Regions from separate parts of the Homo sapiens genome. Here region 2 is linked to region 1. Evidence: read pairs that join two places in POLR2A ChIA-PET (ENCODE). Cell type or tissue: MCF 10A. All regions are shown on one strand. Links, peaks and the distances in the headings refer to the core of each region. The heading gives the core; the rest is flanking DNA.

Evidence for each region. ChIA-PET counts read pairs that join two places held together with the same protein. Peaks named below come from ENCODE experiments on the same cell type or tissue, not always from the same donor. Only the 100,000 strongest peaks of a DNase experiment are listed, where the experiment ranks them.
Region 2: POLR2A ChIA-PET joins it to region 1 with 6 read pairs; 2 of 35 experiments call an interaction of 5 or more read pairs at or near these places.

Annotation. Positions count from the first base shown.
Region 1 is chr21:38,273,932-38,282,234 of GRCh38, reverse strand. The region is part of intron 1 of KCNJ15 (potassium inwardly rectifying channel subfamily J member 15); the gene reads right to left. Among named protein-coding and RNA genes, the nearest start is that of KCNJ15, 21 kb to the right of the region's middle. RefSeq lists an enhancer at 3,674-4,873. In MCF 10A, for the core only: no CTCF peak of the experiment used is centred there; DNase peaks (open chromatin) are centred at 4,264 and 4,604.
Region 2 is chr21:38,137,043-38,145,345 of GRCh38, reverse strand. All of the region lies in intron 2 of DSCR8 (Down syndrome critical region 8), which reads right to left. Among named protein-coding and RNA genes, the nearest start is that of DSCR8, 20 kb to the right of the region's middle. In MCF 10A, for the core only: no CTCF peak of the experiment used is centred there; DNase peaks (open chromatin) are centred at 4,665 and 5,405.

The DNA of each region.
Region 1 (8,303 bases), core at 3,478-5,977:
AAAATGATAGAAGTATTCAATTGTAGCTTCCACTTTATCCTTTTAAGTGTTTATATCTTATACATATTTTAAAATGAATCCATGGTGAACTTGAATAAATCAACAAGCAAAAAACATATTGCTCCATTTAAAAAAAATGGGCAAAGGAAATGAACCGACACTTCTCAAAAGAAGATATACAAACAGTCAACAAACTTGAAAAAATGCTCAGCATCACTAATCACTAGAGAAATGCATATCAAAACCACGAAGAGTTATCATCTCACACCAGTCAGAATGGCTATTACTAAAAAGTCAAAAAATAGTTGCTGGCCAAGGCTGCAAAGAAAGGGAAAGTTTCTACACTATTGATGGAAATGTAAATTAGTCCAGCCACTGTGGAAAGCAGTCTGGAGATTTCTAAAAGAACTTAAAACAGAGCTGTCATTTGACCCAGCAATCCCATTACTGGGTGTATTCCCAAAGGAAACTATATCATTCTACCAAAAGACACATGCATTTGTATGTTCACCTCTGCACTATTCACTAGAGCAAATACATGGCATCAAGCCAGGTGCCCATAAATGTAGAATGGATAAAGAAAATTTTGTACAAATATACCGCAGAATACTATGCAGCCATAAAAAAGAATTAAATCATGTTCTTTGCAGCAACATGGATGGAGCTGGAGACCATTATCCTAAGCAAATTAATGCAGGAACAGAAAACCAAATACCATATGTTCTCACTTATAATAGAAGGAGCTAAACACTGAGCACACATGGAGATAAATATGGGAACAATAGACACTGCAGACTACTAGAGGGCTGTGGGGTGGTTTTAAAAACTACCTGTCAGGTACTGTGCTCACTACCTGCACGACAGGATTTATACACCAAACCTCGGCATCATGCAATATTCTTGTTTAATAAACCTGCACATGTACCCCATACCTATAATAAAAGTTGAAAAAAATAAATAAAATATATGTAATTTGTTAGAGCAAGACGAAAAATGTATATATTGTGCATGTATGTCCCTAAGTATCCTTGTGTGTGCTGCGAGAGGCTATAATTTTTGAATCCATTGCTTCACACCAATACTGATTAAACTTGCATACGAATTCCCTGAGGGCTCATTTAAATGCAAATTATTATTCAAAAGGTCTGCAGTAGGTCTGAGAATTTGCATTTCTAACCAGCTCCCAGGCGAGGCTGAGGCTGGAGGTGAAAGCTCACACTCTGCATAGCAAACGGCCTTTTGCAGCCACTGTTCCTCATCTGGACAACACGGTACTGAACCCAGAAAATGGTTTGAGTGACTGTGTTCTCATTTCTTCCATGGATGGTTATAGCAAGCATCACTCTAGACATATACAATAGAAGGTAATTTATTCCATCAGTGAATGCCGTGGGGCTTAATTGAGGCTGGCTTCTCTCACATGACTGTTGAGAAAGGAGCCACTGAGGAGCTTGCTGGACTTATAACTTCACCTATGGGGAGAAAGTTCAAAGCCACTAGATGACTTCATTCTTTAAAAAAACACAGCTTATAAATCACCCATACAGTATTACAAAATGATCCTGTAGTCAGCAATTTTGTTTAAGCATTTGGCTTATATCTGGAAACTTCATTTATGGGAAACATAGCTGGAAACCAAGATTTTGACCACACCTAGTCATCAAAGATTCGGTAGTGCTAACAGTAACAGAGTGCTAAGTCAGGCGTCGCTTATATTCTCACTAATAACAGCTACCTCTATATACCCTCACCCTGACGTGCCCCTGATGTTGGGAGTGAGTGGCTTACAAATGCTGTTTTCCCAAAGAAAGCGAACACACACCCACACACTATTGCCTGAATACAATGAATCTCTTAATTTACAAGGTCTGCTCAACAATTCATGTATGTGTGCCCTATTATGACTTCCAAAAGACTACTTTGGTCCCATTTGAACTATATATATGCCTTAATTTCTGAGACAGCTTGCACTGTGCAACAGTGGCTGCAAATAAAATTTCAAATATTTATGTCTTCTATACTGTGTAACTGGTGTTCATCCTAAGTGATCCCTGGTTAAGTTAGACAGGTGCTTCCTCTGAAACTAGTCCGCAGTCCACAGAAACACAATGTGGCCCACCAGGACTCAGTCTTCCAACCACTTTGACATGTTCAAGAGGGATTAAAGCCAATGAGGCAGGATGAAGACCCTTAAAATTGCCACTTGAGGGGAGTTGTTCCCCAGTTTAAACCTAGTTGGCCAATTCCCAGTGGTCTTCCTTGGATCTATCTTCAGCCCTGTTTTCAGCCAAGACATTGAACTTTCAGGAAGTAAAATTGAGAGTGGGACCCCAGTTGAAAGACCTTGGCAATGGCCTTCTGTCTGCTCTGTGTGCCATGTCCTATTTCATTCATTGGTAATAAAACCCATGGAGTTAAAGAGATCAAAATGCTTGTCTTGGGGTTGAGAGGAGAGACAATGAGTTTGTCTAAATAGAATGGCTTTCACTAAAAGCCAAGCTTTGGGGAGCAGAGTCAATGATATGGAGAAGAGCTTTAAAAAGGACAGAAGCGATACTTTGCTTCCACTTCCTTGAGGGCTGGGTGATTACTCTTCAACCAAGAGAGTAACCTCTCAGCTCACCACTCCACTTGGTCAGAGTTACTTACAACTCAGCTGGCAAATACATTTCATTCCTTATCTTCCTTGATATTTCCATAGCATTTCAGTCTGCTGCTACTCTCTTCTCTCAACTTGACCTCTACTTTTCTGATGCCTTCTCAGTTCCATCTGTAGGTTCTTCCTCTTCTGCCAATCTTGAAGTGGCATTTTCTCCAAGGCTCCATGCTCCAACTATTTTATTTTCACTAAAGACACACTCCTGCATCTACTCCCATGGTTTCAGATGTTACCTTTGTAGTTCATGAAGCCTAGACTTTTTGTGTTCCAGATTGCTCTTGCAAGACTGCCAGAACAACAGTCAACTGTGTGTGGTTCCTCCCTTTGATTGCCCACAAACACCCCAAATTAGACCCAGCCTAGCTTCATTATCCATTACCCAGGGCAACTCCCTTCCTCCCGTAGACCCTCAGGCACTGAAAAATACTCAGCACCCCGAGTCTACCCCAACATCCCTTGAAGCTGTCCATTTTCTCCCTTCCCACTGTCACTGCGTTGGTTTAGATCCACACATTTTCTTTCTTGGGTGACACTGCCTTGGTTTAGATCCACATACTTTATTTCTTGCATGACAGCACAGGCTCATAATTGAGGTCCCCATCTCAAGTTGTCCTCTCTCTATAGCATCCTTCATAGTCCCTCCTCAGTGGTGTCCCTAAAGCACTCTGCCGCCCAGCTTAGTGGCCCCATTGTCTACAAACCAAAGCCTCAGCTCCTGAAACTGACCCTTCAGAAACTGGCCCCACCTGCCTTAGTGCCAGCCACTCCTTAGGTTGTTACCTGGTCAGGTCATGCAGAATGACTTGCAGTTGCCCAGATGGATTAGTCCTCTATTGATTGACTTGATGCCATGCCATCTGCCCGAAAGCCCACCTCCTGTCTTGGCCAGCGTTCTCATGTCTATCCTTTGGGGTGTTACCCTTTCTAGGTAGGTGCTTTCTCCACCTGTTCCCATGGGTTTGGGGCTTTCTCTACATGATTGCCTATGCTTCTGTCTCCCAGAATATTTATCTCAGTGTACTAGAGATATCTGTTTTGCTTGTGTATATTTAATTATAATAATGATCCAACCAACAACTGCCACTAGTTGAGAATGAATATGTAACTAGTACTGTGTCGGCAGCTCATGTATGTATAACTCCACACTTCAGAGTAATGCTGGTAAAAATAAGTAAATGGAGGCTAGATAAGTTAAAGCATTTGCCTAGGGTCACACAACTAGCTAGTAGTGGCGACAATGTTTAAGATTGTAGTCTGACTCAAAAGCCAGCTCTTCATCCATCACACCCCACCACCTTCCACTGGAATGCAAGCTGCCATATCTCATCTTGTACATGCCAATGCCTAGGTTCTAGCAGGGCCTTAATGTCTGCTGAATGCATAAATGGAAGCAAAGGAAACTTGGAATCTTCCAGTTATAGAAAGCACCGCTGGGTCTCAAAAAGCAAGCTCCTACACATTGGTTGTGGTGATGAGCTGAGCAGAGGGAACGTCATTGTGTCTCAATACCCTACAGTACACATAGCTGTTTACTGATGCGTGATGCAGACGGAATCATGCCTGCAAAGTCAGTGTTCCCTAGAAGTTCTTTGAGGGCAGGGGTTGGGCCATGTCCACCTTTGTACCCTAAGTAGCACAGTTGCTGGCATGTGGTAGATGCTCCAGAAAAGTTTTAATGACTCATGACTATAAATGAGTCAATGACTTAATCCGTGGATTAATAATCTATAAAGAATGAATGAAGGTCAAAAACACAACCCAAAACATGTGAGTGCTCTCCATGCATTTATCATTACCTGCGTAGTTGTCTAAATTGCTTTTTGAGAGTGATTTATAGTGCACATTTTTCTATCTCTGTGGGAAATGAGCTTCCCCAGTGTTGAAATCTTCTGAGTTAAGAAGAACTTCCTTTTATCTGTTCTGACTCAGACCCTCTTGGAAGCTGCACTCGCTCTTGCAGATGACTTGGTAGATGACTCTTATGCCGTGAATCACCCGTATCCTCCAAGAGCACGTGGAAGTTCAGATACAGCTTTTCTCCCTGAGAGTGGTTTGCTTCTTAGTTATGATTAATTATTTCTGCAGTTACTTGTAGGATTAGGATTTCTACTGGAGGAGAGTAATTACTTTCACATGAACATCAGCTCCTCATTCATTTAATTTGACTCGCCCCTAAACGCACGTGCACAAAATTAGCCTGGAAATTACTGCGGGTCCTACTTGTTTATATTCATCTGGTGACCATTTTAGCAGCTTCATCAACAACATCTTTAAGAGGTCCAAGGATTTAACTTGAGAATCATGGCAAAGTCAAGTGCTCCCCTAATCCTCCTCAATTCTTCCCATCAGCCATCAAATGTTCACATTCGATCTCCAGGATATGTTTACAAAAATCAAAGATGCCGAGTCTTAATTTGGAAAGACCATTGTCAACTTCTTAGTCATGAAAAATAGGACCTAGTTTCTTTCCTTTTTTTTTTCTTTTTTGGTGCTACTATTGATGTATTGATTTTCCTGTGATAATTTTACACACACACACACACACACAATTTTTTAATCTAAACACTCTCAGACCATAGTAATTGTCAATTACCAGAAGGTGGGAGTCTCTTTTTACTAAAATTAAGTGGTCATTTTTAGATATTATATTGAAATATCTTAAAATCTTCCTAAAATATGTATGCAGTTGATAAATCTAGAATGCATACTGAAATGATTGCTTTTGTCTCCTAGGATGTAAATGCCTTGATCAAACTTCAAGTTTTAAAAAATATTTTTAAAGTATGAATTCAGATGTTTTCTTTGAGAAATAATATCCTACTTTTTGAATATATTCTAAAATATAATTTTTTAAACTTTTATTTTAGGTTCGGGGTACCAAAAAAAGGGTATGAAGGTTTGTCACATTGATAAACTTGTGTCATGGGGGTTAGTTGTAAAGGTTATTTCAACACCCAGGTATTAAGCCCAGTGCCCAATAGTTCTCTTTTCTGCTTCTCCTTCCTCTCACCCTCCACCCTCAAGTAGACCCCAATGTCTGTTGCTCCCTTCTTTTTGTTAATGAGTACAGGACCCAGTTTCTAACATGCTATTCCTATTACCATTTTAAATAAAACATAGAATGGGTGATTGAGAGAAACTGTAAAACACACATAATTTAGTACTGAAATTATGACATAGTTCTGTGAACTCCATGGGGACACGCCCAGCCCTACCCCAAGAATGGAACTATGGTACCATTTCCTAAGAGCTGCCATTATTCCCCAGTGACTCCTAATTACCAAAACATCATTCATTTGCTCATTTATTCAGCAAACATTTTATACTACTGTGGTCTTTGAAATACGTAAAGGTGAGAGATGCATGATCTTAGCCCTCGAAAGTATACCATTTGATATAAGAGATGACATATACATAAATTGTTATCATGCCAAGCAGAATAGGCTCCTTCATGCCTTAACAGTATCCCATGGACACTTCTATCATAAAAGTTGATACTCACTAGTTCATGTGTAACCAGTGAGCTGGCAAGACTGTAAGCTGCTTAAAGACAAGGACCTTGTCTTATTTCTCTCCATTTTGTCCATATCTAACACAAGGTCTGCCTAGATCACATGAATGAATATGATATATTAAAAGGTATTAAGGATTTCCAGGAGGAGGACTGATTCCTTCTAACTGGAAAAATCAAAGAAGTTATCATGTGTTTTCTGTAGGAAAAAAAAATAGGAGAAAGAAGATTACAGACAAGGGGAATTGCCCAGGCAAAACTATGGGGTGGCAAAGTATGTTTCAAGTACTCCCAATTGATTGGGCCATAGGGTTTATCAATTATCAGCGACTTTCAACCATGGCTGCCTATGAGATTCACCTAGGGGGATTTTAAAATGAACTAATGCCTTGGCTCTGACACAGGACAATAAAATCAGAATATTTTGGTGGGGCACAGGGATGTGAGTAAGAGCCTGAGCTCTGCTCTTTTAAAAAGGGAGCCTCTGATCTTTTCAAAAAAAAGTTTCCCATTTGCTTTTTGCTTTTTTTTTTTTTTTTTTTTTTGACGGAGTTTCGGTCTGTCGCCCAGGCTGGAGTGCAGTGGAGTGATCTTGGCTCACTGCAACCTCTGCCTCCCCGGTTCAAGCAATTCTCATGCCTCAGCCTCCCAAGTAGCTGGGATTACTTTCTTCAGATACACTGGGGTATCTGAAGTTAGTATGAGGCCATATTGGGAACTACACTGGCAATGAATTTTAAAAGGTGATGCGGGTTAAACTGAAAAGTTTGATCTTTCTGCAGGAAAAAAGAAGCCAGGCTCATCTAGCAAGACAGATGGAGAGGGAGGAGAGCAGCTAGAAGGAGATCATTTAGGAGGCTGTTGAATTTGTCTAAGTAATACATGAATTCAAGAGAATCACCACGTTGGTTTGCCACCAGGTAAAATTCACACACCTGTCATATGTGAAGTAGAAAGGTTGAACAGGAGTGGAAAGGACTCTGGAGTTTGCTGCCTGGATGGAAAGGAAGATTTGGATGAAAAGCAGAGTGTATTGAGGTGACATGGTGGTGTTGGCTCCAAGCATGTCCATATCTAGGAATTAAATTTGGGGCTGGAGGTGGAAATTGAAGAATCATTGTACCTAGAGGTAAAAGTTGACCAGATATGAGTCAATGAGAACTGCAAAAAAAAGAAAAATACCAAGGGAAGAAAGCAACTGAAGGGGCAATCTTAGAGGCTGCCTGTATTAAAGAGAAGAGGAGAGGATTTTCCAGCAAAAGAACTGGAGAAAGGCCAGCCAGATGGCTGGACACCTATGTAAATTAATAAAAGCAGACAATTAAGAAGGCAAGATTTCAAGAAGGAGGACGTGATTCAGAGGTCAATATTGGAGGAGGGACAAAGAAGTACTGATGTTATTAGGGAGGTAAGACAGAAAAGAAAGGGACATTTGTTTCCCTAAGATAGGAAGGAAAGATGAAAGGATATATTTATTGCACATGTATTTACCCATCACCTACTATTTTTGACTATACTAGACACAGGGGAGATAACAGTCCAGACAAGGCATTTGCTCTCATGAGGCTTATATTCTAGTTGTGGGGAAGTGGAAGGAAGACAAGTTATAGAAAACGTGTGCAAGAGCTCCACGTGCATTTTCCACAGACAGCATCTTCCTGTTTATTGAGGAGTAGAGGAGGACAGAAATTGGAGAAGTGTGATCTTACTAAAGGGGATGATGGTATGGCACTTTGGTGTAAGAGGAACAAGCTGAAGGATGTGGAACAAACTTGGCTAGCTTTTGAGTCACATGTAGGAGAGGCAACAAGAGATGAAGAAAGGATTCAGCCAGCAGGCAGGTCTCTGTGAGGTTTTCAAGCATGAACACTAGTTCACGTCTTTGCTTACACCTAACATGACTTTGCCCAGGCGGAACAGCCTGCAAGCACTGCTGCATATGGAAGAGGTGGGCTGCCCAGAGTTGGGATTGGCAAAGCCTCAGTGGTAAAGGTTACTGGGGCCCAGGTTTACAAATACCACATTAGAAACATAAACATTTGAAAACCACAGAATGTAAATGCTCAAGGTCACAGCACGCTCATCAACTCGTGGAATCCATACAGTAATTGAGCACATGAAGAAGCCTACTGA
Region 2 (8,303 bases), core at 3,847-6,346, 140 kb after region 1:
AATGAACAACCTATTAAAGAATGGGCAAAAGGCCTGAACAGACACTCTGTCAAAAAAGATATAAATATGGCAAATGAGCATATGAAAAAACTCTCAACATCATATGTCATCAGGAAACTGCAAGTCAAAGCAACAATGAGATGGCACTACACTTTTATTAGAACAGACAAGATATAAAACCCTGACAACACCAAATGCTGGTGAGGATGTGGGGCAGCAGGAACTCTCATTCATTGCTGGTGATTATGAAAAATATTACTAGCACTTCAGAAGACAATTTGGCTGTTACTTACAAAACTAAACAGATTCCTACCATACAATTCATCAAGGATACTTCTTGGTATTTTCACAAGCGAGTTGAAAACTTATATCCAATCAAAACCTTCTCAGGGACATGTAGAGCAGGTTTTTACATAATTTCCAAAACTCAGAAAGATGCCAATCTAAAAAGGCTCCATACTGTGTTGTTATAATGGTCTGGCATTCTGTAAAAGGGCACAACTATGGAAACAATGAAAAGAGGTTGGTGGGAGGGAGTGATTAATGGGAGGATCCCAGAGGATTTTCAGTGCAGTGAAACTGTTCTGCATGGCACTCTGTCATACAGGTATCTCTGTGGATACCTGTCATTACATATAGTCAAATCACATAAAATATATGGCACTGAGAGTGACCCTAACTTAGACTATGGGCTTTGGGTGATTATAAGTTGTCAGTGCGGATTCATCATTTGTAACAAATGTACCACTCTGGTGTGGACTGCTGACTAGGGTGATGCCATCATGTATGGAGACTGGGGGTGTGTGGAAACTTTCTGTACTTTCTTCTCAATTTTGCTGTGAACATAAACTGCTCTAAAAATAAAATATATTGAGAAACGAAAAAGAAAGAGAATCGAGCAATTTCAAGATACTGAAAGAGCTTGGAATCAGGTGTAGCTGCCTAAGGGTGAGCAGGTAGCAGCTTTACTTTCAGGGGAACGTCTAAGAAGACTGTCTGGCTCCCTGCTAGTAGCAAGGAGTCCACCCTTAGAAGGAGGGGGTAGGGAGAGACCTTTTGTTCTAGTGGTTGAGCTCTAAAGGCAGAGGCCCTCAGATCATGGCATCCTATTAGCTGAGTTTAGCTCCAAGTGAGTATCATTGGCCACTCTTAAAAAAACACAATGTCTTGGGAAAGAGCTTGGGTCAGCAGCTGCCCGGCAGTATCTTTCAGGTGGAAAGGACCAGCACTCAGCTCAAGCCATGTGGCAGCGAGCACCAACTGAAGCTTAGCTTTCATTGGGGAGACAGTTTGATTAAACCTGGGTCCATTTGGACCACATCAGCCCTCTAGGTTTGTGGACAATTTGAGGAGGAGAGAACATCAAAGGGGGGAGTACTGGACCTCCAAATAAGAGTGCCCTTAAAGGATAAACCCATTTTCATTGGGGGGAAAAATGAAAGAGATGGGATGTGTTTGCCCCTAAGGTTTTGGAAGACTTTTTCAGGTTGTATAAGGACTAAATGAGATTCTGGGTCTGGAGGCTCCATCACATGGCCTAACACTTTCAAAGGGTGAAAAACTGCTAATCTCCATGACCTCTTTACCCCACTTCCTCCAGGTATTCTCCTGCCCCTTGAGAGAGAGGAAGCCTCAGGGGCTGATGGAGACTCATTCATTGAGAACCTCTGGGTGTACAAAACCCAGCCACCCCAACTTTTTGTTCACAATACTCGTCCCTCTCCTCTCTTCCATTTCTACTTCTCAATGCTAGAGCTTAGTGCCCCTGCTTAGAACTCTAGAATCCTCCCCTCCAAGCCCAGATATCTTGGTGCCTTATGTCTTCAACCACCAAGACTCCCAGATTCCAAACAGAAATAAAAGAGCACTTGGAAGTCTGCTCCAGAACTCAGCCAAGAGAAGGTGGGCTGGGATCTGGGTACTGGTTGAAAGAGACCTCTAATGTGGAGCCCGAAGAACCCAGCTTGTCCTGTGTGCTGCAGGTGAGAGGCAACACTCAGTTCTCCAGGCAGCCTCCTCTGTGTTTTTGTTTATTTGCTGGGCCAGGGAGAAAGGACTGATGTTAGGTGTCATTGGCATGAATTCTACTTATTGACATTAGGAGACTAACAAAGAGAGGAGAGAAAATCAAAAGCAATAGGCATCTGAAACTTTTAAAAAATTACTTATCGTCTCTGCCTAATTACCAAGAAGTGTCATCTTGATTACTTACAATCACTAAGTGTCACATTTGCTTTCTGCTTCAAGTACCATTTACCCACAAGTCTACATCTTTGAGACATGTGGCTACAGCTCTGAAAAATGTGGCTGTCTCCCCAAGACACTTTGGCATCATCTTTTTATGATCACTCTTCAAGGACTCTTTGTCTTCTTTTAACAAAGGGGAGGACACTGGTCCTAAGAGGTGACTCTTTAGACCAGGCAGCAGTCCCTGTCCCTCTTGTCAGCCCAGGTCTTCCAGGTCAATGCATTAAGCATATCTTCTAATTCTGAAGCTTTGACATCTGGGGCCTTGCTGACCCTGGAGAGACTGCCCCTCCCAGGGATAGCCAATTTCTAAAGATAGTAAATTATTTGCCTACAAGGGTGTCTTCCAGATGCAAACCAACTAACCCAGAGCCCATGCCCCAAAGACCTTCTTTATCAGATTCTCACAAGCCTCCCCCACCATTCACCTGCCCAAATCATCCCATGGCCAGGTACCAGGCAATGAGAGACAGCCCCTGCAGCCCAGAGCCCTTTGGAATTATTAAACCAGACAATCCTAAGTCTGTCTATCCTGCCTCACCTGTTCCTTCTCACAGAAACTGTAATAAATGCTCTTGTCCATGTTTTCCTCCCAGCCCCTCTGCTTCCTGACCAATCCTGGCACTTCCCCAAAAGGCCCTGTATGGTGTGGCTGCCTCCTGCTCTTGGGAACTGTGAGTAATAAACCATCCTTTCAATGGCAGTCATCTCCTGATCTGCTGAACTCACTATGCCTGAATAATAATAAAACCTACAATTTAAAACAATCATATCCCCATAAATTCTGATCTTCATGCTCATGTGAAAGTGTGAAATCATGCAAACTTTCATGCATTTTCCAGCACAAGTGTGTAGAGAAATGAAATTGAGAGGGTAAAGCACTTGCTTTAGAGTCAGATTCTGGGGAATTAAATTTGACTTCTGCCTCCTGCTGCCTGGAGACGTGGGTGAGTTACTGAATCCTTCTTGCTTCATTTTTCTCATCTGCAAAATGGAGGATCAACAAGGACCTATCTCACAGGACTGGAAAAATACACCAAAAGTATCTGTCATGCTGTGAGTACTCAAAACTGTTGTTGTTGCTACATTATTATTCCTCAATATTTGGTTATTTGGAATTTTTTTTTAACCACTAGGCTAAATCTTATCTGAATGAAGATTGCCATTTTCTATCAATTCCTTCAAAGATTTGATTTGCATATGGCATTTGGACTTACATACCGTCATTAGAAGGGGCACAGAACTTATTAATCACTAAGACCTCAAAACCTTTGATTCGAACCTGACTTAGACCTAAAGCAGCGTTTTCCTAACTTGAGCACTGGAGCACCCCAAGAACACCTCTGCAGAACCTGGTTAGATAAATCCTACATTAAAAATTAAATATTGTCCGTTGAAATGATTGCTTCATGCTGACAGAATTACAAACCCTAATACAAATGGGGCCCCTATAACTATCATAGTATACATGGAGCTGTTACCCAAATAATCAATCACCTCAATATAAATGCACCTATGTAAAGGTAGATAGACTCTAAGTGAAGCCACAAGAGAAAAATCTTCTCAAAGAGAGATTCACATGGATCCCTAGAGAATACATTCATCAAGCAATTTGGATCAACTTACAGATTCCAAGAAATCTAAGGTAAAGCCATGTATTAGTCCATTCTCGCATTGCTATAAAGAACTAACAGGGACTAGGTAATTTATAAAGAAAAGAGGTTTAGTTGATTCACAGTTCCACAGGCTGTATAAGAAGCATGGCTGGGGAGGCCTCAGGGAACTTACAATCATAGTGGAAGGTGAAGGAGAAGCAGATATGTCTTGCATGGCCGGAGAAGGAGAAAGAGAGAGTAGGGGAGGTGCCACACACTTCTGAAGAACCAGATCTTGTGAGAACTCATTATTGAGAGAAAAGCAAGGGGAAGTCCCTCCCTGTGATCCAATCACCTCTCACCAGGCCCCTCCTCCAACATTAGGGATGACAATTTGACATGATATTTGGGTAGGGACACAAATTCAAAACATATCAAGCCACCTCTACAAATAAACAGCTGTCTTCTAGGTACACTACTTTTATTAAAGTCAGCTTTCTGAGCTACAAAGTGTATCTGACTCCCAAGTTGTAAGCCTTCAGTCCCTGGCAAGACAGTTTATGTAATTGCTGTGGGAAAGGATTTGCTTATCCCATCACTGAGACCCCCAGGGTCAACTTCATGGGTGTGTGGCCTGAGGCCTGGACCCAGAAGCTCCCTGTTGCTCTGATGAAAGTCTTATTTTTTACAAGGTACCTTGCATTTTCATTTTGCACAGAACCCCCTCAAATTATGTATTCAGTCCTAGAGATCCTCATTTACTGCCCAGTGGCTAAAGGGCATGAGCAGGCTGACAGCAGCCCTGGAAAGCTGCCTCGAGGATTTGCGCAATACCATCATGACACCCTGACAGCCAGCAACAGGCTCGTTCTTCAGAGAACCACTCTGCAATAGAAATATAATGAGCAAATTTAAATCATAAAAAATTCAGCTCATATCAGGTTAGAAAAGATGAGCCATCATAATTCAATTGGAAATACAAGAACAAAAGGAAAATGAATGGCTTGCATTTTTTTTTTCAAACCCTACCAGCTGGCTGCTCTCTTTTGTTTATCTTGGCCTCTCATTCTCTATTTGGTAGCAAATTAATCTGGGTAGTGATCCCTATCGTAAGTCTTCCGAGTAGCTTAAAGGGCTGATTTCATTATGAGAGTCTAATCCTTTGATGCCTGCAGAATCCAGAGTTGGCAGACAACAAATGCTGCCTGTTCTCTATGAGGTCAATGGCCCAGGGTACCTAATGTCTTGTATATAAACAAACAACATAGATCACTCTCAGCCCCAAATCTTTCCTCTGTCTTCAGCATTGGAAATTGTGGACTGGATCATTTTGGTAATCACGGATCAGCCTGGGAGTAGACACAAAGATGAGTTTTGTCGTTAGCACCTTCCTGTCTCTTTTTGGGATCACTGCTTTCTTGTGGGCTGCCTCTAACCTCCAGGACCTCATGTCCTGGGATAATGCTGTTGTGTCTCTGATACTTTTTTTCTCATGGGATACCTACCTGCCCTCAAATCTCTTGCTGGTCAAACCCTACATCCTGTAGCCTCAGGGCTCTGACGTAAGCCACTTATCCTTGGGAAACATTTAGGTAAATATCACAGCTGATGTTGCAATTGTGCTCAAAGAATGTTTGCATTTCATAAAAGAGGAGACTCCTAGACACTAACACCCTAATCCACAAGGAATGCTCCCACATGCAGACATTTGGATACCTGCAAATAACAAGGACATGATTTGGGAGTAAGACAGGCTGGGAGGAAGGCTGTAGATATTTACTTGGGGAAAAAACATGTTGTCTTTTGTTTAAATATTGCTTTGAAAACTTATGTTATCAGAAAAAAAGCAAGATGGTTTCTGTAGCTTAGGCTGTCTCCACATTTTCCTTGCAAGCATTTTGCTAGCAATTGAGGTAAGCCAGCTGGGGCCCAACAGGAGTGTGGTCTGACTTTCCATAGACATATCTAACTGACACTGGCATATGGCTCCACTGATTTCACGTTTTAAAGAGAAATAAGAAAATAAAAACTCTTTATTAAGCCAAGCGTCAGCAACATCAGAGAATAAAGAAAATTATTCCCTAATCAAGTATTTAAAAGAGATCAACATCAAAATATAATTTAAACTGTTAACAGAAATTGTGAAAGATGTTAAAATGGGCAAGCGGATGGTGGGGTGGTACCTTCTGCATGGGCTCTGCCTTTTGTTGTCTTTGAGCTACTTCACACCTCCACAAAAACTGTCATCCAACTGGTTCCTGCCGATAAAAACTCAAACAAATTGTACCCAGTGGAGATGTAGTTCACAATTGCCCTGGAAATATTGACTAATTTTGCATTTATTTATAAATTTATTTCAGCATTTCTTATTTCGTATGTGTGTGCCTATGTGTTTTGAATTCTTCTTTGAATTGACTGTAAGATCTTGGTTCCCTCATTAACGAATGGGCTAAATCTTTAATATGTGTTTATTTAAACATTATATGAGTTGTTGTTTTATCTTTTTAAAAAAATTATCTTGTATAGGATTCCTGCTCAGTAATCCAAGATGGTTGTGATGAAGGCTCAGCTTTGTTTTTTTTTTTTTTTTGCCCAAGCTGGTGCCTATTTGTTCCGTCAAACTTATTTGGAACTTTTGTACTTAAAGTTCTAAGTCCTATAAAAGGACAAGGGCTCCTCCAGATCTATTAGCTGCCAAAGACCCTGCACTTACTCATCTGTAGCCACAGAGGGAGAAATTCACAGTAGATTTGTAGGTGTTTACTTGTTTTATGTTTGTTTTTATTTTTGTTTTTGGTGGATATCCTTTATCAGATGAAAAAGTCTCCATCTGTTTTTAGTTTACTTCCGGTTTTTACAAGCCATAACTATTGAATTTTATTGCCTTTTTGGCACTTTTTGAGGTGATCATATGGTGTCTCTACATTTCTCTATTAATGTAGTGAATTGCATTAGTAGATTCTTCTGTGTCAAGTCAAGCCTCATCCCTGAGTCATGATGTATCTGGGGTTTTAAAATATTCAATTTATGAATGCTTTATTTAGAATTTTTCATAAAATTCATATAATTCAAAAAAAGAGATTTAAACTTTGGTATCTAGGTTATATTAACCATATAGAATAAGTTGAGGACTTCTCCCAGTTTTTTTTCTAGGCTTAGAACGAGTTTGTATATAATATTTTGACAATTAGTAGTTTATTCACATTTTTATTTCTTCTTGAGTTAGTTTTGTAAAATTATAATTGCTAGAAAATTGTCTAAACTAAGATTTAAATTTATCAAAATTATGTTCTCTTGTGATATTAAAAATCTTTACTAATCCTGTATTAGATAACTTTTTTCATTCTTAATATTATTTCTTTATGTCCTATTTTTTTTCTGGGATAATCACACCAAGGGCTTGTGCATTTTGTTAATCTTTTAAAAAAAACAGCTTTTTCTTGATCTTTCATTTTTTTATTTTTGTTTCTTGGATTAATCTGAGTTTATCTATTGTGTCTTGTTTGTAACACAGAATATGAAAAAATATCTCTTTGCACCTTAAAGTATGTTCTACTTAAATCTCATTATGCAAACATGATATAAGCTCAAGGTCAACAAATATTTAGAAGAGGATTCTTTTCATTTTGATTAATATTAAAGTACAGTTTGATGAAAATTACACATTCAGCAAATGATGGTTTCAGTAGGGCAAGGCTTGCATTGGAAATGTCATATCTCACAAGATAAATAATAAAAGCAAGTGGGTATTAACTGAAATTGTGAATACATATTCAACTTAGAAACATAAATGCCCATTTTCTGAATTTATTTACTTGACATTCATTCTACATGTATTTATGGAGTGTTATCAGTCCACCAGAGGCTCACTGGTAAGCAAGACCAAATGAGTCCCCACCCTCCTCAGGTATGCATTTTAGGAAGGGATGATAAACCAGAAAATTTTAAATGTGTAATATAATCTCAGATTGAGATAGGTGGCTTAGCAGAAAATACAGCTGGGTAAAAGAATGGGGGATAAGTTGCTTTAGATTCTCTCCCAATGTTGATGGATATCTAGTAATGAATATACTTTTACATGTTTATGGAATTTTTTTTTTTTTTTTTGAGACGGAGTCTCACTCTGTCGCCCAAGCTGGAGTGCAGTGGCGCGATCTCGGCTCACTGCAAGCTCCGCCTCCTGGATTCACACCATTCTCCTGCCTCAGCCTCCTGAGTAGCTGAAACTACAGGTGCCTGCCACCACGCCTGGCTTATTTTTGTATTTTTAGTAGAGACGCAGTTTCACCGTGGTCTCGATCTCCTGACCTCGTGATCCGCCCACCTCGGCCTCCCAAAATGCTGGGATTACAGGCGTGAGCTGTTTATGGAATTTTTAAAGCATGCCTAGGCAGAGTCAACAAATATAGCAGTGGTAGAAAAGGCAGTTTAAATAATAATAAAATTCTATGAATTTTTATA